3 separate regions of the Homo sapiens genome follow, and regions 2 and 3 are each linked to region 1. A link is a loop called in an ENCODE intact Hi-C map of the cell type or tissue named here. Cell type or tissue: Calu3. All regions are shown on one strand.

Region 1 (8,000 bases):
GAGCTGAGTAGAGTACTTCTCTGGGTTAGTAGAATTCCTGATGGGCCCCCCTTACTCAAGTGCTGTGTTGTTGGAGGAACTACCTTTTGATAGGAGGCAGGAAAAAACCTACCTAGGCTGCCTTTTGTTGTGGGATGGCGTGTTGGAAGAGGCAAACATTTTTTGTCAAATAAACTAATTGCCTTCTTTAGTTGGGTGAAGGGACAGCCCTGCTGCTGTGTGGTTCCTACAGTTCTGGAATCCCAAAGCAGTTCACCTTCCCACATTTGAGAATTCTTTTTTGGTTACCTCTTGTATTGTTTCTACGGTTTGTAGTTGTACTTAATGGGAAGGGAGATGGGAGAAACCTGTATATACCATCTTATCCGGAAGTCAAAATCACTGTTTTTAAGTTATTTTATTTCGAAAAATCTCAAACTTGCTGGGTGCTTAGACCTGAGCTGGGCAGCGGCAGAACATGCCTTGAGCAGATGGGCATGTGCTTGTGACTAAGTGGGGTGGGAGTCGAGGTGCAGCGCGTTGGTGCTCTTTACAGTGCTCACGGCAGCCTGCTGTAGCGCTTGCCTGCATGTCATATTTCAATTTGCATTTTTCTTATTTTTAATGAGGTTGAGCATCTTTTCCTATCTTTAAGATCTATTCATATTTCCTTTTCTATAAATTGTCTGTATGTTTCTCTCTTTAAAAAAAATTGGTCTGTGTCTTTTAGGTTTATTAAATAATTTATATATTAAGAATGTTAGCACATGGTCTACAATTTGCTTTGTGATTTTATTCCTGGATGCGTTTTGATCTTTTATTTGTAGGATTTTTGTCATGCAGACATTTTCGATGCCTATGTAGTCAAATTTGGTAATCTTTTATTGCTTCAGGTTTTTCTATGATATTTAGAAAATCATTTCCAAATCCAAGATTATTGTTTCCTCCCTTATTCTCTTTTTTTCTGTAAAAGTTTATATGACATATAAAGTACAACACACATACAGAAAAGTGGATAAATCCTGAGTCTCAATAAATTTTCACAAAATGACATATCTGTATAACCAACACACCCACATGAAGAAACAGCTTCATCCATATTACTTAATATAGCTGTAGTTCATTTTGACTCCTTCACAATGTTTCATTTTGTTGATGGACATTTATATAGTTGTCAGTTTTTGATAAAAAATATTGCTGCTATGAACATTTTTATATATTTTGGTATGTGCACCTTCTATTGGCTATATACCTAGGAATGGAATTTCTGGCTTATTCATATATGCGTATGTTTAGCTTGAGGATACTGCCAGATTGTTTTCCAAAATCACTATGCTGATTAAACTCCCTGGAGGAGTATATGAGTGCTCAGGGTGCTCTACATCCTTGTTGACACTTGGTGTTTTCCATCACTTTTTTATTTTAACTGTTCTAGTTATTGTGCAGTGGCACTGCATTGTGGTTTTGTTGCTGGGGGCTCAGGAAGGTCTCCAGATGCAGGTGAGAACCCAGCCCCAGGGGGTTTTCAGGTTCCCCATTCCTTTGCATTTCTATGTAACTTTTAAAATCAGCTTGACAATTTTATATTTTAAAAATCAGGGACTTGTACTGGGATTGCGTTGACTTTTCAGATTACTTTTAGGAGAGTAGACATCTTCATTATAGTATATCTTTCAGCCCATGAATATACCATATTCCTCTATTTATTTAGATATTCTTTATTTCCTCAGAATAATGTTTTGTAGTTTTTAGGATAGAGATCTTACATATTTTTGTTTAGTTTTATTTCTATACATTTATTGTTTCTGATGCTATTGAAAATATCATTGGACATTTTATTTTCATTTGATTGTGGTTAGCATATAAAATATATTTAATTCTTGTTTAATGTCCTCATATCTCAGAAATCTTCTAACCATACAGGCATATCATCTATGAAAATGAGTTTTATTTTTTCCTTTCTAATTCTAAAGTATTTTATTTATTTTTTTCTTGCTTTATGACACTGGCTAGAACCTCTAGGACAATGTTCAAAAAAGTGATGATAGGAGAAATCCTTGTCTCATTCCTGATCTGAAACTTTTCATGTTTCTTCATTAGGTATGATCTTTTCTTATGGTATTTTTTATTAATTTTATCAAATAAACTAATTTCCCTTGTATCCCTAGTTTGCTAAGGATTATTTTATTAAATCATGAGTGGGTGCTAAATATAATCAAATGCTTTTACTGCATCTGTGGTGTTTCTTGTTTTCTTTCTCTAATATGGCTATTGTATTAATTTATTTTTTAATGTTAAATTACCCTTACATCTTGAAATAAATTTTATTTGGTTGCGATGTAGATATTGCTTGTTTTTATTCATTTTTTCAAGATTTTTGCATCTATAGTCACAAGACAGGTTAGTCTGCAGTTCCTTTCTGTTAAGTTTTTTTGTTTTTTTTTTTTTTTTGAGATGGAGTCTCGCTCTATCGCCCAGGCTGGAGTGCAGTGGCGCGACCTCAGCTCACTGCAAGCTCCTCCTCCCGGGTTCAAGCCATTCTCCTGCCTCAGCCTCCCGGGTAGCTGGGACTACAGGCTCCTGCCACCACACCAGGCTAATTTTTTGTATTTTTAGTAGAGACGGTGTTTCACCATGTTAGCCAGGATGGTCTAGATCTCCTGACCTCGTGATCCGCCCTCCTCGGCCTCCCAAAGTGCTGGGATTACAGCCGTGAGCCACCGCGCCTGGCCTCTGTTGAGTTCTTTTTAAAGTGTTGGTATCAAAGTTGTGCTAACCTTATAAAAGAAATATAGAAGTGCTCCTTTTTCATTGTTTTGAAAGTATTTGTGTAAGTTATTATTTCTTCCTTAATTATTTGGTAGAATTCACCAGTAAAATCTGGACTTGGTGTTTCCTTTCTGGAAAAATTTTGAATAAGAACTACACTTTCCTATATAAATATCAAACTATTGAAATTGTCTTTCTTCTACTGTCAATTTTGGTAAGTTACTTTTGGTTTAAGTAATTTTAAAATTTTATTTAAATTGCCAAATTCTTGGGCATGAAGTCGTTCATAACGACCTTTTACAATGTTTGACGTTGATAGTATCTGTAGTGATACTAGCTTAAAATTTGTATTCTCTCTCTCTTTTAACAATTTTACTGAGTTGATAACTTTCATTAATCTTTTCAAATGACTAAATTTTGACTTTGTTGACTTTTCTTTATTGAACTTTTGTTTTCTATTTCAATTATTCTTGTTATTATTTTAGCTATTTCCCTTCTACTTTGTTTAGGTTTGAGTTGTTGGATTATTTGTTCATTCATTCATGCATTCATTCATTTAGCTGTTTGAAATGAAAGTTTAGGTTATTGGTTTTTCAATATTTCTTTTTTTCTAACATATGCATTTAAGGCTGACAATTTCCCTCTATTTATTTCTTTAGCTATATGCCAAAAGTTTTGATATATCTCATCTTCATCATTGTTCATTTCAATTTTTTTCTAATTTTATTTGAATTTTTTCTTTATGAATTATTTGTGTGTATTACATAATATGAAGCAATTGGTGAGTTTCTAGATGCATTTTTCTTATTGTTTTTTAATTCCAGTGTGGTCAAGGGACATTCTTTGAATAGCTCAACCTTTTGAAACCTTTTGAAGCCTTTTGGTAATACTCAACTCATGCTTGATTTTGTAAATATGTACAAGATATACTTGAAAATAATGTGAATTATTTTTTGGTTGGGTTCAGTGTTCTTTATATGTTAATCAAATTTGTAAATTATGTTGTTCAGATGTTTATATCCTTACTGACTTTTTGGCTGATTCTTCTGTCAGGTATAGAGAGAAACTTGTTAAATCTTCTCATTGTGATTGTGGTTTTAACTATGTCTTTATTTCTGTCTATTTTTAGAGTTATTTTATGGAGAACTTACACTGGAGAACTTATGATATTGTGGACCAATTATTAGCAGAAGAATCTTAGTAGGCATGGGTGGGAGGAGTATCCTAGTTAGCCTTTCCAATTCCTCAGTGCAAGGGCTCCCTCTTCTGTTGATAAGGTGGTGATTATTATTATTGTTATTATTATTATTATTATTAATTACTTACAAATGACAAGCTTCCTTTGTTCTTCATATATTTACTATACCTCTTCTCTCCATCACCTTCAGTGCTTAGACTGTGCCTTTTTCTATCCCCTGCCCCACAGAAATTCTCACTCCCTGGGAGGTACTCCCCTTTTGGATTGAAAAATTGGGGGTGTTTTCGAAGTTCTTCTACTAATGGGACCTCTAACTATTTCAAGTTTTTCCCAACTACATCCACTGCCTCATTGCTATGACACAGTCTTGTGACTAATGATGCTAATTTTGCTGTTTTTTTCTCCTCTACTCATACAACATTTGGTTTGTGGGTGTTTATGTTTCTTACTTTCACTGAAAGTTTGGGTTGTCAGAAGACATGTGTTACTCTCTTGTGGCTTTTATGTATCTTAGAAGAAGTGATGAAATCCCCACTGAGCTACATCTGAATTTTTGCCAGAACCTAGAATCATAAGTTGAAAAACTATTCCCTGTTTGTATGTTTAAAATTTTTGTAATACATAATTCTAATGCCATACATGAGGTTATGATTATGTCCATCAAATCTTGCACTTCCTAGTTTTGAAAACAAATGCCCTTTATCTATATCTGATTTGTTCATAATATAATGCTTTTATTAGTCTAGTGCCATTTTAACAGCTCAGAATTTATCAGGTATATTAGTCTTCCTCAATTTTGTTGTACATAAATTTAGTTTTACTGTTCGTAACTATTCTTCACACTGTTGCTCACCCCTAGGTTCCTCCAAATAGTAAACTTGCTTTATTTAATCCTCACAGTGTAAAATTAAAAATTCAGAAAAATTAATTCTGTTATTGTTAAATTTGCTTCCCAGAGCAATGGAGAATGTCACTACAATGAATGAGTTTCTTCTACTTGGCCTGACTGGTGTTCAGGAGCTGCAGCCTTTCTTCTTTGGGATTTTCTTAATCATTTACCTGATAAACTTGATTGGAAATGGATCTATATTGGTGATGGTTGTTTTGGAACCACAACTCCACTCCCCTATGTATTTTTTTCTGGGAAACCTTTCTTGTCTGGATATTTCTTATTCTTCAGTGACACTGCCCAAGCTGCTCGTAAACCTCGTGTGCAGTCGCAGGGCTATATCTTTTCTAGGCTGTATCACCCAGCTACACTTCTTCCACTTTTTGGGAAGCACAGAGGCCATTTTACTGGCTATCATGGCCTTTGACCGTTTTGTTGCCATCTGCAATCCTCTTCGCTACACTGTCATCATGAACCCCCAGGTGTGTATTCTGTTGGCAGCTGCGGCCTGGCTCATCAGCTTCTTTTACGCTCTGATGCATTCTGTCATGACTGCACACCTGAGTTTTTGTGGCTCTCAGAAACTCAATCACTTCTTCTACGATGTCAAGCCGCTCTTAGAATTGGCCTGTAGTGACACATTACTCAATCAATGGCTTCTTTCCATTGTCACAGGCAGCATATCCATGGGAGCTTTCTTTCTGACTCTTCTCTCCTGCTTCTATGTAATTGGCTTCCTTCTGTTTAAGAACAGGTCCTGCAGAATACTCCACAAGGCTCTGTCCACTTGTGCCTCCCATTTTATGGTGGTATGTCTTTTCTATGGACCTGTGGGCTTCACATATATTCGTCCTGCTTCAGCCACCTCCATGATTCAGGACCGGATAATGGCCATCATGTATAGCGCCGTCACCCCTGTACTGAATCCACTAATCTACACCCTTAGGAACAAAGAAGTGATGATGGCTCTGAAGAAAATCTTTGGTAGGAAGTTGTTTAAAGACTGGCAGCAACACCACTAGGACTAATGAGGGATATCTGATTTCTATTAAGACTGATTTCCATCACTTCACTGTAAGAAATGATTTGTTTACCTGGTTTATATTTTTCTTTCAAAAATTTTGAGCACATATTATATTAGGCAGTGTAGTAGGTTCAAGAAACACAGGAGCAAGCAAAACAAATTCCATAATGTCATCAAACATAAAGTTTAATGTGATGGAGGCCCCAAATAACCAAACGCGTAAGTACATATGTCAGGATAATTCGGTGGCAAGGAGAACTAAGGAGGTAGGAAGTATGGGGAGGGTTAGAGTAGGAATCTGCTGTGTAAAAAAGAATGTGGCATTTCTCCTAGGACAAAAACCTTTGGAATTTTCCAAGTAATAGAAGTATCTTACTGAAATTCCATATGAGATAATCTTTATTTTTGCCTATTTTTTTTCCTTTTGTGTTTCCTTCAGCAGGAAAGTACTGATGATAATTTTTCTCACAACAGTTTTTATCTAGAATATCATTTTTGTTAATCTTAATTCTTGAAGAGAATTTTTAATGGGTATTTAATTTTAGGGAGAGATTTTTCTAGCCATTGAAAATATCTTGTTTTTCCCCAGCTTATTGAAGTATAATTAACAAATAAAAATTGCATATATTTAGGCTTCACAACATGATGCTTTAGTATATGTATACATTGTGAAGAGACTACCACAATCAAGCTAAACCTACATTACTGTCCCTGCATTAGTTTACTGTTGAATACTAGAAGTTCTTCATTCTATCTAACTGCATTTTCATACCCATTAAGCCAATGTGACAAGCTCTTTGTTTCAGTTGGAGTGTTTGCACAATTTAAATTTGATAAATTTTTGATAGAATTAAATTTAAATTTATCCTCCAACTAAATTTTTGATAGAATTAAATTTAAATTTGTCCTCCAACTGTTTGCCTTTCATTTGTCCTATTTGTCCGTTATTGCTTCTTCTTTCATTTACTGTTTTTTATGGGAATATTTTTATGATTTCATTATATTTTCACTATTGTCCTTTTATTTATACCTTTTTATTTTATATTTTTGTGGTTACTCTGGGGTTTACAATGTACATTTTAAATTCACAAAATATTTCTTCACATAATATTACACCATTTAAGATGTATTGCTAGAGTCATGCCATACTGTACTTCCATCTCCCTGCTCATGCTTTGTGATTTTAATGTCACACATTTTACTTTTACTTATGTTATTAGTATCCAAGATACTGCAATTCTGTTTTTTTTGAAAAATTCTATTATTTTTAAGGTAATTAAAAATAATAAAAATGTCTTTTACACTTAAACACATATTTATAATTTCTGGCACTTTTGGTCCCTTCATGGAGACACTGATTTTCATCTCGTATCATTTTTTTGTTGTTGTTGTCTAAAGACTTTCCTTAACTATTTCTTGTAGTAAAGTTCTGCTGGTAATAATTTACTTCAGCTTTTGTTGGCATGAAAAAGTACTTTGCCCTTATTTTTAAGAGATGTTTTCTCTGTATATAAAATTTTAAATTGCCAGACTTTTGTTTATGTGCTTTAAAGCTGTTGCTCCATTACCTGTCTCACATAATTTCTGGTGGGATGCATGCTGCCATTCTTATCTTTATTCCTTTGTAATAACTGTGTTGATTTTTCTCTTGCTGATTTTAAGATTTTTCTTTATGACTTTTTTAGCAAATAGATTATGATGTTCATTGTAAAGTTTTCTAATATTTATTCTATTTAATTTTTATTGAGCTTCTTGGATCTATAGATTATATATTTTATCAAATTTGGAAAAACTCAGTCATTACTTCTTCAATGTTTTTAATCAAACACTTCTTTAGTACTCCACTTGCACATATGTTAGACTGCTTGAAATTATGACATAGGTCATTGATACTTTGTCCATTTTATTAAAAAGATTTCTCTGTGCTTCATTTTGGATTGTTTTTATATCTATATCTCCAAGTTCCTTGATTTTTTCTTCTGCAGTAATTAATCTACTGTTTATTCCATGCACTGCATTTTTCACTTTATATTTTGTATTTTTTATTTAAACAAGTTCTATGTGGGTCTTTAAAAAAATCTCTCTCTTTTTATGTCTGTATTTCCCCTAAATTATTATGCTTATTTTGAGGCATACTTTTT
Region 2 (8,000 bases), 210 kb before region 1:
TGCACTGAGCCATGATTATGCCACTGCACTCCAGCCTGGACAACACGGCAAGACCCTGTCTCAAAAAACAGGAAACAAAAAAAGGCAGGGGTAAATTTCAGAAAAGCAGAAGCTACAAGGAACATTGGAAATCAGTGCATAGAGGTTCCACATTTTTTTTTGAGATGGAGTCTTGCTCGGTTGCCCAGGCTGGAGTGCAGCTGTGTGATCTTGGCTCACTGCAAGCTCTGCCTCCCAGGATCATGCCATTCTCCTGCCTCAGCCTCCCGAGTAGCTAGGACTATAGGCACCCACCACCACGCCTGGCTAATTTTTTTTTTTGTATTTTTTGTAGAGATGGGGTTTCACCGTGTTAGCCAGGATGGTCTTGATCTGACCTCATGATCCGCCCACATTGCTTCCCAAAGGGCTGGGATTACAGCTGTGAGCCACCGTGCCCGGCCTCCACATTGGTTTTGATCTAAAAGGGTGGGATATCTTGAATCAGGGACTTACAGGTTATAGGTAGATTCAAAGATTTTTCTGGCCAGGTGTGGGTCATGCTTGTAATCCCAGCACTTTGGGAGGCCAAGGAGAGAGGATCCCTTAAGGCCAAGAGTTTGAGACCAGCCTGCGAAACATAACAAGACTCTGTATCTACACACACAAAATTTTTTTTAATTAGAGGCTGAGGCAGGAGAATTGCTTGAGCCTGGGTGGTTAAGCTGCAGTGAGCTACGACTGCAACTGCATTCTGGCCTAAGTAACAGAGCAAAAGCCTGTCTCAAACAAAAACAAAAAAACCCCAAATTTGCAATTAGTTAAGGAAGAGAACCTTTGTTTAAAAATTTGGGGTCCAGTAGAAAAATGTTAACTGCCTAGAAGGTGTTACTTTCTCCAAGCTCCTCAGGAAGAAACTTAGAACAAAGGATGATGGTTATAAAGTTCAGTCATTTTCCTGTCCTCTGAGGTCTATGCCAGCAGATTCATTTGGTGGGGTTCCGAGTTTCTGAGAGACAACGCAGAGACATATGTTAAGAGGTTATCTTTAGTTTCTATGAGGAAAGCAAACCTATTCAGAACGCTTAACTTCCTTGGCTATTGTCTTAGGCTGCTATTACCTTGTTGCTTTTCAAGTTGCTACTTATTTCTCAGAGCCAGCTAGGTGCCTGGAATTTTCCTTGAAGAAACACAGGATTTTGCTTTATTTCCATGCTTAGGAGTCCCCAAGCCCCTAAAAAGGGGGTCTTTGCATCATCTCATTTCTACACAGTCAGCAAATACTTCTTATTTTGTTTACTCTTCTGTGGTTCAAACCTCTAAGAGGCTTCCATGATCACTGCCGCTCCAAGCACTCACACACATTATTCTTTAATTCTGTATTCCTGTAGACTCTTATTTGCTCCAATTCAGTTGTGTAACTGTCATGTATGCTGGCACTATGTGCCTGACCATCCCTATTTTCACTGGACATTGTGGGGGTTGTGACTGAGTAACTTTATATTGGATTTTCTCACAGAGTATCCAATAGATGACTGTCACATGGAAACAATGAATTTAGGATAAGAGATGTTAGTCCTAAGTCCTATGTTAAACCATTTATTCAACAAAGCAGATTCTTTTAGACTGCTTTATTTAATTCTCTGTTGCATTTCCCCTAGAGTCAGTCTAGAAACGATTTTACTATATACAAACATTATAGCCTCTGGCTGTAGGGAGATGATAAACAGGAGAAAAGTGTAGACATTTCTAGGTGCCAGTAAGAGAAAGCAGATAGAGGGGGTCATGAAAAAAAGGTCTTACTACAGTGATTTGAAAAGTGGAATTAAGCTTAGCCTTACCTGTAGGGCTGAGATTATGATTATGATTATGATTATTTGAGATAGAGTCTCACTGTGTCGCCCTGGCTGGAGTGCAGTGGCATGATCTCGGCTCACTGCAACCTCCGCCTCCCAGGTTCTCCTGCCTTAGCCTCCTAAGTAGCTGGGATTACAGGAGCACGCCACCACGCCAGGCTAGTTTTTTTTTTGTATTTTTAGTAGAGACAGGGTTTCACCATGTTGGTCAGGCTGGTCTCGAACTCCTGACCTCGTGATCCGCCCGCCTTGGCCTCCTAAAGTGCTGGGATTATAGGTGTGAGCCACTGCGCCTGACTGATTAGGATTATTAAATATAAAATGGGGGCTCTACATTAAGATTAGAATATGCTCTAATAACGAGGTCAAGGAGACAATAAGATTAACACAAGGATGGCTAGGATAAAGATTAGGATTATAATAGAATTAATGTTGCTGTTCTGTGCTGATGCCAGGATAAATGTTGAATCAAAATCATTTTATGTTGGAACTAGAAATAAAACTAAGATTTTCCTTTTTCTTATTTTATCGGCGTGTACTCAAAAGGGAATTTGGTATTGCTGCCCTTGCCAGGGAAAAGCTGGGAGACAGCGTATGTGGGATTGGAACCCCAGAACCTTTTATATATTCTCTTTGGAGAGTAAGATTCATTCATTCATTCATTCATTCACTTATACATTTATAAAACTGGGTGCCAATTTTATGCAAAATTCTGGTCCTTGCCTTCTGAGAGCCTGAAATCTAGTGGGTGAACTAAGCCAGAAACACACACACAATGAACTGTAACACAACTTTTTCCAAAAGTTTTATTGTTCTGTTGTTTCTTATGCTTTGAAGTATTTGAAAAACTCTTATTTTAAGGAAGTGAAACCCCTTCGGCTGGGGGATCATTTAGATATAGTTTTAGATTGAAATGATTTCCTCAAAGCTTGTTGAGAAGTTGAAGCTTTTCACCTGGGCCTGGGAGGCATTATTTTTACCAAAAGGCAAGGTTAAGAGCAAGGAGTCTGGAGCCAGTTTTCCTGGGTTCAAATCCTGTCTTGCACATTTGCAAGTGGTAACATAAATTCTGTGTTTTAGTTTTTACCTCTGAAAAAGGATAATAATATTATCTGCTTCATAGTGTTGTTATAAGGGTTAAATAAGTCAATATGTGTAAATTGCAGGGGGTTCCTGACTTTGACCATTTTTTGACTTTATAATAATGCAAAAGAGATACATTCAGTAGAAACCGTACTTTGAGTACCAATATAACCATTCTGTTTTTTCACTTTTAGTACAGTATTCAGTAAATTACATGAGATATTCAAAACTTTATTATAAAATAGACTTTGTATTGAGGATTTTGCTGAACTGTAGGCTAATGTAAGTGTTCTGAGTATGTTTAAGGTAGGCTAGGCTAAGCTATGATGTTTGGTAGGTTAGGTGTATGAAATGCATATTCAACTTACAATATTTTCAGTATATGATAGGTTTTTTGGGAGGTAACATCATTATAAGTCAAGGAGCATCTGTACTTTAAGTGTTACTTGGGTTAACATAACAATTACATAAATGCTTATAGTATCATAACCATATCTATGTCTTTGAGCAAAGTACAGTTCGGATGACCCTGGAGCAGAAGTCTGGGATGTCACATGCAATACCATATTTGGCCGGTAGATGACACCAAGGTCCACAATGTGCCAGCCTAAACATGAAGATATTTTTGTGTCTTTTTGGCTGCTCCTTTACCTGCGATTTGTGGGCATTGTAAGAGAAGAAATAGGACTGAAGAAGCTAAGTTTCCTTTGTAAGGCTCAAGCCTGAAATACTGGGATATTTGATTATGGTGTGAAAGCAACAGTGTGTATTTGAGAGTTGCCTGACTGAAAATTATGGGGCCTGGATTTTAGTTCTGATGCTGTGGACACTGTGTGTTCTTGGGTGAGTTTCCGAACTTAGCTGGGCTTCAGCTTCCCCTTCTCTTTTGCTGTTATTTGAGGAATAAAATAGAATGAGAATACAAAACAGACATATAGTGAAGTGGGAAAAACATGAGGGAGAAGCAAAGAAGATATGGTAGGAATTAGAATTGGAGGTGAAGGAATAGTGGGGATATGGCAAGGGAGGGGAATTAAAAATGGAAGTGATAAAGGTAGGAACATGACTATGGAGGCGAAGACTTAAAGTAGAAAAAAATATAAAATATACTTGATGCCTATAATTTTTCGCATAAAGATACCTCCCTTTACTACATTTCAGTCGCTGTCTCTTGCACACATACATGCACACACACAGACATGTGGCTTTCATCCATTCCCACAATGTAATGGGTGTGAAGAAGGCAGAGGGGCAGGGAACTCAAACTTTCTGATAAAAGCACATAGAATCTCCTCTCTTTTAAAGCACATTAAGCAGCTCTCCCTCAGCTTTGTGTGAGCCCCATTTCCTTCCCCAGCAATCTCCTGAATGCCCTGGTTACCTCCTTGTTCCTCAGGGTGTATATGAGAGGGTTAAGTGAAGGAGTGCCCACTGCATAGAAGAGACCAAAGAACTTGCCCCTCTCTTGGGCATAGGGATTTTTGGGCTGGAGGTAGACAGCAATGACTGAGCTGTAGAAGAGGGTGACCACAGTGAGATGGGAGGAGCAGGTCCCAAAAGCTTTCCTCCGCCCTTTTGCAGAGTTAATCCTCAGCACTGCCCAGGTAATGGCTCCGTAAGAGACAAGGATGAGGCTGAGAGGCACAACCAAGATGAAGACACTGGCAACAGCCACCTGGATCTCATTGTAGGAGGTGTCTTCACAGGAGAGTCGAATTAGAGCTGGGACCTCACAGACAAAATCATCCACCTGCCGATCGGGGCAGAAGGGCAGGTGCAGGGTGGATGGTGTCTGGACCACTGACTCCACTAGCCCAATGACCCAGGCCACAGATGCCAGCTGCCAGCACAGGCGGGGGTGGATGATGGTGGCATAGTGGAGGGGCTGGCAGACAGCCACGTAGCGATCAAAAGCCATCACTGTCAAGAGGATGCACTCAGTTGTCCCCAGGGACAGGAAGATGAAGATCTGGACAGAGCAGTCCAGGAAGCTGATGGTCTTCTTTGGGCCCCAGAGGTTGACCAGCATTTGGGGAACACAACTCGTGGTGAAACAGAGGTCCAAGAAGGAGAGGTTGGAGAGGAAAAAGTACATTGGAGAGTGGAGCTTGGGGTCCAGCGCAGACAGCAGGATGATGAGTGTGTTGCCCACTAGGGTTAGGAGGTAGGAAGTGAGGACAACCACGAAGAGAGTCCTTTCCAGCCCTGGGTGTTCAGAGAAGCCCAGAAGGAGGAAGCCCGGTGTGGAGCTTTGGTTAACCATGGCCTGTTCTTGTTTGTACCTGGAGGGATGAGGCTGTCACTCCAGTGTGATTCAACCTGTCTTATCAAAACTCAGCCTGGGTGTTTGTGAGGTCACAGCAGGTAGGTGTTTCTCTTCTGTCTCTGCTCGCCCAGCCTCCCTTTCCAAGGCTCATCACCATCCAGCAGCTCCTTCTCATTCCCTGTTCTTCCTGGTCAAACATTGTCTAGTGAGAGTGAGGAATCCATGAATGTACTGGACAGCAGATGGATACTCACACTGGTGCCTCTGACTTCCTGGGTGAGGGCAAAGGAGGCTGATTAAAATATGCACTAATTCATTAATTCATTCATTCAGGGGAAATTTATTGAGTGCCACTATGTTCTGAATGCTGTTCTAGAGTTGTCTCTTATCTATTGGATGATCTCGTAAGGTATATTGAATGAATTTTCTGATAAGTTGTCTCTGTAGGCTCAATTATTGCTCTATTGGTTGAATGAATTTTATAGAACTCTGTACATTCCATTTATTTTGTATTTTTTCATTTGCAAGTAAGCTTATCAGAGACAGTGTTTTATCTATGAGAGAGATTTTGTTTTGTTTTAAGATATCCCTACTTATAGAGAGATCAGGTTGGTTGCCCTGGCCTTTTTAGCAACCTAAGTTTCTGAACCAACTGACTTTCAGGGAGGGGTGGAAATTGGTCCACATGCTTCGTCCTTGCCATGAGTAGCTTACAAGTAGGAGGCAAGAGTGGCCACAAGCATGTTAAAATCACCAGGGTTCACAGGAACATTATCGAAAGACTCCAAGAATCACTCTCCCTAAATCTTGTAGTCTTTCAGACACCACCAAAAAGAGAGTCCAAAATTTAAAGGCCAGTAACACCAATGTACTGGGTGAATGAGAGTAAAGGTTCTGTAGGATGACTGACCAATTTGGTTGGGTATATCAGGGAAAGCTTCCTAGAGGAGGTGACTGGACTTTTTCCTTAAAATAGAGATGTATTGGGGCATAGAAGGTCAGTTGAGGGCTGGGGGTGGGAGACTGAAGCCACTCTGGCAGGTCAGAGACAAGGACTCAGGGTCTTACAGGACCTTAGGAAGGCCATGAGGGGAGGAGATGAGATGGTGGGCCACACCACAAACGTGCCATGGAGCTCAGAGGATGGCAGGAATGTCTTCCTCTTACAGGGTCCCCATCTTGTATTAAGCTCTATCACATCTCCCTTTTTGCCAGGACTCTCTGCCATTGTCTCTGTCTTCTTCCTGTTTTTCCCATTATTCTTTTCTCACTTAAAATATATTTTTAATTTTCAAAATATTGTTACATATTTAAACAACTAGGTTAAGGAACTGAGCAAATGTTTCAAGTATCTTAGAAGCTTCTGTGTGCCCCTCCCTGATCTCTCAATTTTCTCAATTTGTCACCCCTCAAGATGTCACCACCATTCTAATTTTTTTTTTTTTTTTTTTTTTTTAGAGTCACGTTTTATAGCCCAGGCTGGAGTGCAATGGCACGATCTCTGCTCACTGCAACTTCCACCTCCTGGGCTCAAGCTATTCTCCTGCCTCAGCCTCCCAAGTAGCGGGGATTACAGGCACTCAAGACCATGCCTAGCTAATTTTTGTATTTTTAGTAGAGACGGGGTTTCGCCATGTTGGCCAGGCTGGTCTCAGACTCCTGACCTCAGGTGATCTGCCTGCCTCGGCCTCCCAAAGTGCTGGGATTACAGGCATGAGTCACTGTGCCTGGCCTCTAAATTTTTAATTATGCCTTCGCTTTCATTTTTTGAGATGTATTTAACGTACCATAAAATTCGCCCTTTTGAAGTGTGTAATTTAGTGGTTTAAAGTATATTCACAAGTTGTGCAACCAACACCATTTACTTCCAGAATATTTCATTACTCCCAAAAGAAACCTCATGCTCATTGGCTGCCGCCCCCTCCTTTGTTTTCTTTGTAATATAAAATTCTTTGCATGTAACCTTAAACAATAGCCAATTGTTTCTTATTTATCCATCATGTGTCATCCTAATTAATTTTCTACATTTCTAACTTTGTCATTATCTTGGCATTTCATTCCTTTCCTTTCTCTGCTATATCGCTGAATCTCTTTAGATTACACCTTTCTTAGTGACTGTTTCCCTTTCCCTCTTTGTTCTCTGTCTTTTCCACTCTCATTATTTTTCTCCTACTCCTTTTCCTTCTGAAATATTCATGCATTGGTCTACGCATTTATTCATTTCTTGAGCCCCAAAGTGCCAGCATTGTGTTAGGAGCTGGGGAAGGAGTTGGGAGGTCCTTTGAAAGGGGTTTATGATAGTCTAGTGACCATGAGCTACCCTTGCTGTTAGTAGCTACCATCAAAGCATGGTGATAAACAACTCCCTGAACATCTGGTTCTCACAGTGACCCTACAAAGAGATAAAATTATCCCAATTTTACCAAAAAGTGAACAGTCACAGACGGGACAAGAGACTTGTAGAAGGTTACCTAGTCAATAAGTGCTAGGACTAGGATTTTAGAGTAAGTTTAACTCCAAATCTGGTCCTCCAGTGTTGAGGATAGGCGGAAACTGATATCTCACAGCCAAAGAGCAAAGGTTCTGCTTACCTTCAATCAAATAAAAATCTCTTCTGGTACCAGCAATTCCCCATGACAGAGCTCTTAACTGGTGCCCAGCCTCCACTTGTACATCAGGAAGAAACAAAAAAATAAAAAGGAATGGGCATCCTTGAATGGGCAACTGCATCTCTGGTCACAATAGGGATTGCTAATGCTGACCATCTGGCACTTTTCTAAGCACACATGTGTGTGATGAGCTGGAGCTGGCTCAGA
Region 3 (8,000 bases), 250 kb before region 1:
AGCGGGGCTGGGGGAGAGGAGGAACCGCGGGGATGGAATCGGGGAGCGCTGAGGCGGCCGATGCCGGGAGCGTGGGTAAGCCAGGCTTCTGCGAGCCGCGGGGGCCGGGGGAGAGGAGGTGGTGAGAGGTGGAGTCCCGGGAGGGTTGGGGGCCGAGGGAGGCAGGAGGAGGGTGGGGACAGGCTTTCTCTCCTCCTCTCCCCCCACCCCGCGCGGGGCTCCGCCCCCGCCTCCTCCGCGGGGCGCTCTCTTGGTCCCCAGGCTGAGCCCGGTCGGAGCCTGCGAGGCAACCGGCAAGAGGTCGAGTAGTCTCCGGGTGCGGGCCGCGCCGGCGGGGCTCGGTCCAGTCCTCATGGCCGCCTCTCACTTAGATGTTGCTGCTGCTGCTACTGGCGCCACTCTTCCTCCGCCCCCCGGGCGCGGGCGGGGCGCAGACCCCCAACGCCACCTCAGAAGGTGCATCCTTCTTCGACGACCTCCGGCCCTCCTTCGCTCCACTTCCCTTTCCCTGCATCTCCTCATTTCTGGTCCTCATCACTATCCCATCAGTCCCACATATCATCCCGGTCTGGCAACCCCTTCTGCTCGGCCCGACTTTACTACTGCTGACCTCCTTCTGTCACCCCACGTTACTATCCAGCACCTCTTTTCTCTGCCCACATTGCTACACTATACCACCTTCCTGTGCATTTTCTCCGCCTCAATCCCCTTTCCCAGCCCCACATTACTACCTCAATTACTCCCTTTTCTTGGTCCCACTTTGCTGTCCAGATGATCTTATTAGCCTCCCTTTATCCTCCTATCCTAATTCAACTCGAATATCCTCATTTAGCCTTTTTTTTTAAAGAAAAGCTCCACCCACATATCATACCCTTCATGATTTCTTAATTACTTTTCTTTCTTACCTCCACCCAGCACCCTTCCCTCCCCACTTGTGGGTTCTCTCATCAGCTTTAACCCTGGCCCTTTACTCTCTGTCCTTTAGCCAGGGGATCTGTACCTGTCCCCACTCCCACCCTCTAGTGCCCCATCCCTCTTCCTCTGTCCCCAGCCTGCCCACAGACCACGCCCTACTCTCCCCTTCCTCCCACTGGGGAGCCTGCCTTTTCCTCTTTCCCACCATTCCTCTCTGTATGCCTCCCCGACTCACCCCTTAGGTTGCCAGATCATACACCCGCCCTGGGAAGGGGGCATCAGGTACCGGGGCCTGACTCGGGACCAGGTGAAGGCTATCAACTTCCTGCCAGTGGACTATGAGATTGAGTATGTGTGCCGGGGGGAGCGCGAGGTGGTGGGGCCCAAGGTCCGCAAGTGCCTGGCCAACGGCTCCTGGACAGATATGGACACACCCAGCCGCTGTGGTGAGTAGCCTCGGAAGCCCCTCCCCTCTTCAAGACTATTCCTTTTCCTGCCGCAAACTTAGCATTACTGCTTGCAAGTCAGCACTTTAAATCCAGTATACCAAAATTCACAAATACATTTATTGAATGACTACTACATAAGAGCAATTTTGCTCTGTGCGGTTGGAGGTAGTAGAGCTAGCAGCCTGCACAGTTCATTTCATCCTCCCTTCATTAGGCCACTGATCATTGGCCTATAACATTGATAATTCATCTTGTCAGTTATTCTCTTTGAGGATCATTAGTGGCAGATGATGACAAAAAAATTCTAAAATGATTTCATCACATTTTTGAATACCTCTGTCACCAACCCAGAGACCATATGCCCAAGAAACAAAAGCCAGTTTAATATTAATAGAAGCCAACTATAATAAGAAAAGCAAATCTGATTGTGCATCCAAAGTTATATACATCTACATATTTCAAAGCCAGAGAACCGCCCACTGTAGCTGACTTTGAAGAGATCCCATTTTGTGTGCTTATAGCCCCATCTTGGGTTCCTAAAATGGTAATTTTTTTTTTCTTTTGGGAATGTGTGGATGCTTGCACAGGTAAGGGAGGATTGGAAGATAGGTAGGCAAATCCTTTTCACATGTGATTTTCTTTAGAGCAGGATGCTTGTGGACCCAAACCTGCACCTGAGTCCCCTGCTCTTTAAAGGGAAAGAGCCTTCTTCAACTCGCCTCTCTTCTTATTTTCCTATCTCTCCACAGTCCGAATCTGCTCCAAGTCTTATTTGACCCTGGAAAATGGGAAGGTTTTCCTGACGGGTGGGGACCTCCCAGCTCTGGACGGAGCCCGGGTGGATTTCCGGTGTGACCCCGACTTCCATCTGGTGGGCAGCTCCCGGAGCATCTGTAGTCAGGGCCAGTGGAGCACCCCCAAGCCCCACTGCCAGGGTGAGGGGAACAGCTGCCTGCATGCAGCTGATGAGGACGCTTGTGTGAGGATGGGAGTGGGGTGGGAATGGATAATGGGAAAGAATGGAGAGCTATAAAAATGTGGGGGAGGACACTGGAAAGGGGAGATGAAAGTCCCTTTTTCCTCCATCACCTGCCTCAAACTTCCTCTTGCAGTCCCCGGTATCCTCTGTAGGTTGGGGGCTTCCTTCCTTTACCTTTTAAAAAAATCTTCCTGCTCCCGATTCTTAGACCTCACGTTTTCTCTTTTCCTTTATGAATCTCACCTCTCTCACCTTCTTCAGGTTTAAATACTCCAATTTTCCCTTTCTCTAAACTTAGAAATTTCCATGCATCACCCTCTTCTAGAATTCATCCCTCACCATTCCTTATATAATTGATTTATTGTAAAGACTCAGAAATAAATCAAACATTCTACTAAGAAAAATTGAGAAGGGGAGCTCTGGGGGTGGAAACATATTAGGGTAAAAGACTTAAAATTGGAGGCAGCATTATCAGAAGATGAAGAACAACTCAGGGATGGGGTGGGAAGAAGACAGGTCCTTTTCTGTACTTCCTAGACAACCTCCATTATTCCCTAAGGGAATCAGTGTTGTGTCTGTCTACTTTTTTTTTTTTTTTTTTGCCACGTAATTTTACAAACTCTCCCTTTTCTAGGCACCCGAACTCTCTGCCATCTTCTCTCCTGGGATGCAGTCATCCCATTTGTATGCCTCATACTTCCTCTACCCTGGTAGATTCTTTCAAGATCCTTGGGCTTTACTTTCCTCACATAACTCAGTTATTCTGCTTCTAGTTTACCATTTTATTCTGGAAATTGAGAGTCCCATCCAGGGGTGGACTTATGACACTACTGAAACTTAGACTTCAAGGTTCCTCACCTACAGGGCCCTCTTCCTGTGCTCTAATAATATAGAGGGCTCGATGGATATGTGTTCATATGGTAACAGGCTTTTGTAAAAATTGCAGAAATAAGATTTTAACAGCAATTGCTTAAAGCCAATTGTATGTGTAATTTTTTTTCTTAAAGACTCCCAATTTTGTAATATTCAGGCACCACAGAACCAAGATCTGCCCCAAACTTAGCTATTGGCATTCCCGTCTCAAATTCTGTTGTCCTATGAAAAATCGAAGAAGAAAATAAGTCCTGACCCCCTTACCCCCAGACCCACCTTGTTCTTATCCCCAGGCACCCTCCCCTCAGAAACGCAGGCTTCTGCTCTCCCCGGTCTTCAGCATGGACAGGTGTGGGAGGGGGCTGGGGATCAGGCCAGGGAAGCTGGGCGCCAGTGGTAACTCTTCTCTGATCCCCGTCTTTCCTGCTGCCAGTGAATCGAACGCCACACTCAGGTGAGATGAGAAACCCTTACCGCGCGCACTGCAATGCCCTCCCCTTCACTCTGCACCCTCCACCCCCCTGAAATTCTGCCCTTAGGCTACGGGGCGTCGTCCTTTCGCACCTTCCCCAACCCACCCCAGTTTGCGGCCACCCCCTTCCCTCCCTACCTGTTTCCTGCCTCCAGTCCCGGTTTTCCACGAGGCTGCGGTCTCTCCTTGTCCCTGCTTGGCTACACTTCCCTGGGCTCCACCTCCTCCCAGACTGAGCCTCGCCGGTGTCAGGCAGAGCCCAGCAGAGGGCGGCAGGGTGCTGGGAGACCCTGAGCTCCCACCACGTTTTCCCCTGTGGGGTTCCTTGCGACCTTCGCTGGAACCTTTTCCAGCCTGCTGCCTCCTAGGATTTCACCTAATGGACTTTCTCAGCCTGTCCCACCCATCCCAACCCTGGCCAGGCCTCTCGCGCTCTTCCCCACATCTTTTCCTTCCGTGTACCCCTTCCCTCGTCTTTTCTCAATTCCATGTCCTGTCTCCCTTTCTTAGGCTTCTGTCTACCCAGCCCCAGGCTCCCTTCCACGACCCCACCACTCCCTCAAACCAGCCTCCCTTCCGTACCCAACTCGTTCCCTCCAAAACCGTTTCCTCTCCCCCACATCCTCAGTGCTTCACTGTATCGACTCATACTCCCACTTCAGACCTCAGGCGCCAGCCCCGTTTCTCTCCCGTCCCACTCGCATCCTTCCCTTCCTACCCTGGTTCCTCCGTGCTTCAGCCTCCCGCGGCTCCCTCCGCCCACCCCGCCCTCCTGGCACGCCCCGTCCCCATTTCTCCTCCCCTCGGGTCCCCTTAAGTGAGATCCCTCCCTTCCTCTTTCGTTCCTTTCCTCCTCGAGGTTGCATCCCCCCTCCCCTCCCCGCCCCTCCGACTGTCGCTCCCACCTCGGCGCTCGCTTCCCTCCCCGCCCCCTTCCTGCCTCCCCAGCTCCCGCCCGCCCCCCCACCCCCCGCTGCCGCGCGCCGCCCGTGACGTCAGAGCCCCCTCCCAGCCCCACATCTCCCTCCTGCTCCTCCTCCTCCCCTCCGTCGGTCAGTCAGTCCGCGAGGAGAGTCCGCGGTGGCGGCGACGGTGGCGAGAGCCGCGGGGGCCGTAGGAAGCCAACCTTCCCTGCTTCTCCGGGGCCCTCGCCCCCTCCTCCCCACAAAATCAGGGATGGAGGCGCCTCCCCGGCACCCTCTTAGCAGCCCTCCCCAGGAAAAGTGTCCCCCCTGAGCTCCTAACGCTCCCCAACAGCTACCCCTGCCCCCCACGCCATGGGGCCCGGGGCCCCTTTTGCCCGGGTGGGGTGGCCACTGCCGCTTCTGGTTGTGATGGCGGCAGGGGTGGCTCCGGTGTGGGCCTCCCACTCCCCCCATCTCCCGCGGCCTCACTCGCGGGTCCCCCCGCACCCCTCCTCAGAACGGCGCGCAGTGTACATCGGGGCACTGTTTCCCATGAGCGGGGGCTGGCCAGGGGGCCAGGCCTGCCAGCCCGCGGTGGAGATGGCGCTGGAGGACGTGAATAGCCGCAGGGACATCCTGCCGGACTATGAGCTCAAGCTCATCCACCACGACAGCAAGGTAGCCCTGGACATGGGGGTGGGTGGGAGGTGGGGGCTTGCGGGGCAGGGGGCCAGCCAGCTGCACGCGCCCCCATCTGTCTGAGTCGTCTCTGGGATTGCGAGGCAGACCCCTCCCTTGTGTGACTGGCAGGAGATGGGCTGGGGGTGCAGGAGCTTGGGGAGAGTCGCAGGGGCTGGAGGTCCAAGATGAGGGTCTAGGGGCTCAAGATGGTTAAGCATGCTGCAAGGCAGACCCTTCTGCCCCGCTGCGGGAGTCTCGCAGAAGTGTCGGGGTTTGGAGAAACTGGTGGTGGATTTAAGGTATTAGGAGACACTGATCCTCTGAGGGAGTAAACTAACCCTGGAATGGGTTGGGGGTGGAGGGAATGTCAGAGGTGGGGAGCTGGATTGGGGGTTTACATTTACCATGGTAACAAGGTAAAATCTTGGCGTAGGTTGGAGCTGGAAGGAATAGGGACAGAATGAGGAAAATTTTGAGAGACTTGAGAGCTCTAGTTTATTTATCTTAACAAAACAGCAAGGTAGTGGTGAGCCCTACCTGACTCCTTCTCATCCTTCTATTCCCAACCCTGTTGAGCATTCCCAGACTGTGGGATAGATGGCATATGGTGATTGGGGAAGGCTAATGATCAAGAGGTGGGCAGAGGCACTGGGAAAATGAATTGGATTGGGGATCCACATGGGAACCCCCACAATAGCATGGGGATGAAGAAGAGTCAACATACAAGGAGAAGAGAACAGAAAAGAATGGCAGTGGGGGAGAGGGGCAAGGAGGTAGCGTGGGGATAATGAGAGATCTTGGGGCACCTTATGGAACTTGGGTCCTGACCTTCCCTTCCCTTATAGCATTGTGGCCTCTAGGATGTGAGAAGGGAAATGGGATGTAGGGATTAGGGAGGTGAGTTGAGGGAGAGAGAGAAGGTAAGCAAATTTGGGTCCAGGGGTATTAGGGGATAGCTTATAATGAGGTTTTTTTTCCCACCCCTCTCCCCTACATGAATAATTGGGGGTGCAGGGAAGGATGTGACACAGGGAAGGAGATTTAAGATCTCAAATTTATCTTCACTGACATGTGGCCCCAGAGACTTAAGGAATTGGGTTAGGGTGAAATAGAGTACACAAGGTGAGAATTTGGTGATCTTACCAAATATCAACCTTGGGGTGATCCAAGGATTTATATTCATTTTTAGAACATCACTATACACCTAGAAATAGGTGTGTGTCTGGGATAGGTGTGTGAGGGGACAGAAGTGAGGTTGAAGGTAGGGTGCTTGAAGAGAAGAGAGCACAAGGATTATCAGGAGCTTGGCAAGAGAACTTAAAATCCTTTTTGACTGTTACTTTCTCGTGGTTCTCAGCCTTCAGTGTACATAAGAATCACCAGAGGAGTTTGTTAAAAATACAGATTCTAGCTCCTTGGTCAGGGATGAATCCCAAGTATTTATCTGTATTTTTACTAATAGACATCCTATCTTGGTGGATTCCTGAGCTGTAAGCTAACCCCAGAATGCCTATGGGAAGAGCAGCAGGGTACAGGAAAATAATTAGGTATTAGGGTACGGGAGGCAGGAAGAGAAGTAGAGGATCAGATCTGGTAGAGGGTCAGACTTGGGACAGTCAGAGAGATCATTGGTTTTGGGGAGTGGAGTGTGAAGAAAATGACAGGGAGAGATGGGTGCAGGCTTTATGATAGGGGATCACAGGAGATAGGGGAGGCCTGGCTGTGAGCTCAAACTCATCCACCATGACAGGTGATTCCCTGGAGGTGGCGGGGAGCAGACGTGGGACCTGGGAGAAGGGAACTGGAGAACATCAGAGGCATCAAGCGGGGTGGGATGGGAAGGCAGAAGAACCAGAATGTGTCAATTGGAATGAGTCGGTTTCCTGCCTGCAAATCCAGATCCTTGCAAGAGCAAAGAGAGGGAGGAGAACTAAGGAAATCTATTGGGGAGGGGGAGAGAATCACGTGGTGGAGAGAATCTGCAGTGATGAATAGTGTGTGGAAGAGGGAAACGGTTGCAAGAAAAGGTAGATAAGAAATCAGGAAACAAAATGGGGGGCATGCCTTGCCCTGTTGATATGTATCTTATATGTTCTTGTATGTCCTCATTGTTCCTATTAACCCTGTCTTTAGAGAAGTGGAGGGGCACTGAGGGGCTGTGGGAGAAGCTGGGAGCAGGATCTGGAGTAATAGATGTGGGGAGAGTGCAGGAAGGTGGGTCCTGAGAATGGTAAAGATTTACAAAGTTGCCCTAGTGGGAGGCATAAAGAGAAAACCTTCCAATGTTGTTGAGCACTGCCCTTGGCCAGAGTGAGGGTAGGGTGGGCAACAGAGAATTCTCAGTGACTGCTGGTTCTTCAGATTCCAACAGCTTCCCCTGGCTCCCCCTTCTCCAACTTCCCACCGTGTCCCAAATGTCAGGCCTCAGTGGGAGGTAAGCAGGCTCCAGAGTGCTTTCTTTATTTCCTTTCTACTTATCCTCCCCTCCTGGCAACATTTCACCCTCCTTAGTCCCCTGAGCCCCCTGTCTGTGTCCCCTCTGCCCTGGCTCCCCACTGGCTGCCATTTCGTCTTCACATGCATTGGGGTTCCAGCAGCTTCTGAAATGTCATATATCAGTGGGAGGGGAACAGGCAGTGGGAGACCCAAGGCTGGCTCTTCCTCCCCCATTTCCCCTCCTCCCAAGCTTCCTTTCTTCTCCAGCTTTCTGCTTGTTTACTTTCCCT

Evidence for each region. Hi-C counts contacts between places; a loop is a spot of excess contacts. Peaks named below come from ENCODE experiments on the same cell type or tissue, not always from the same donor. Only the 100,000 strongest peaks of a DNase experiment are listed, where the experiment ranks them.
Region 2: a loop joins it to region 1, with 13 times the contacts of the local background. A loop is called at or near these places in 12 of 110 quality-filtered maps.
Region 3: a loop joins it to region 1, with 16 times the contacts of the local background. A loop is called at or near these places in 3 of 110 quality-filtered maps.

What each region holds. Positions count from the first base shown.
Region 1 is chr6:29,372,194-29,380,193 of GRCh38, reverse strand. It overlaps OR12D3 (olfactory receptor family 12 subfamily D member 3), which reads left to right and starts at 4,903. Exons shown (of 1, transcript NM_030959.3): 1 at 4,903-6,771. The coding sequence starts at 4,907. The coding sequence ends at 5,857. In Calu3, no CTCF peak of the experiment used is centred here; a DNase peak (open chromatin) is centred at 4,003.
Region 2 is chr6:29,585,126-29,593,125 of GRCh38, reverse strand. OR2H2 (olfactory receptor family 2 subfamily H member 2) reads right to left here. Exons shown (of 2, transcript NM_007160.4): 1 at 7,776-8,000; 2 at 2,626-5,456. The coding sequence starts at 5,181. The coding sequence ends at 4,243. Among named protein-coding and RNA genes, the nearest start is that of OR2H2, 4.0 kb to the right of the region's middle. In Calu3, a CTCF peak has its summit at 3,503 (motif pointing right); a DNase peak (open chromatin) is centred at 3,505.
Region 3 is chr6:29,624,757-29,632,756 of GRCh38, reverse strand. GABBR1 (gamma-aminobutyric acid type B receptor subunit 1) reads left to right here. Exons shown (of 23, transcript NM_001470.4): 2 at 372-456; 3 at 1,158-1,361; 4 at 2,114-2,299; 5 at 3,650-3,670; 6 at 5,111-5,271. The coding sequence starts at 372. Among named protein-coding and RNA genes, the nearest start is that of GABBR1, 4.4 kb to the left of the region's middle. RefSeq lists enhancers at 1,264-1,765, 3,177-3,982, 7,800-8,000. In Calu3, a CTCF peak has its summit at 3,964 (motif pointing right); DNase peaks (open chromatin) are centred at 136, 3,936 and 4,546.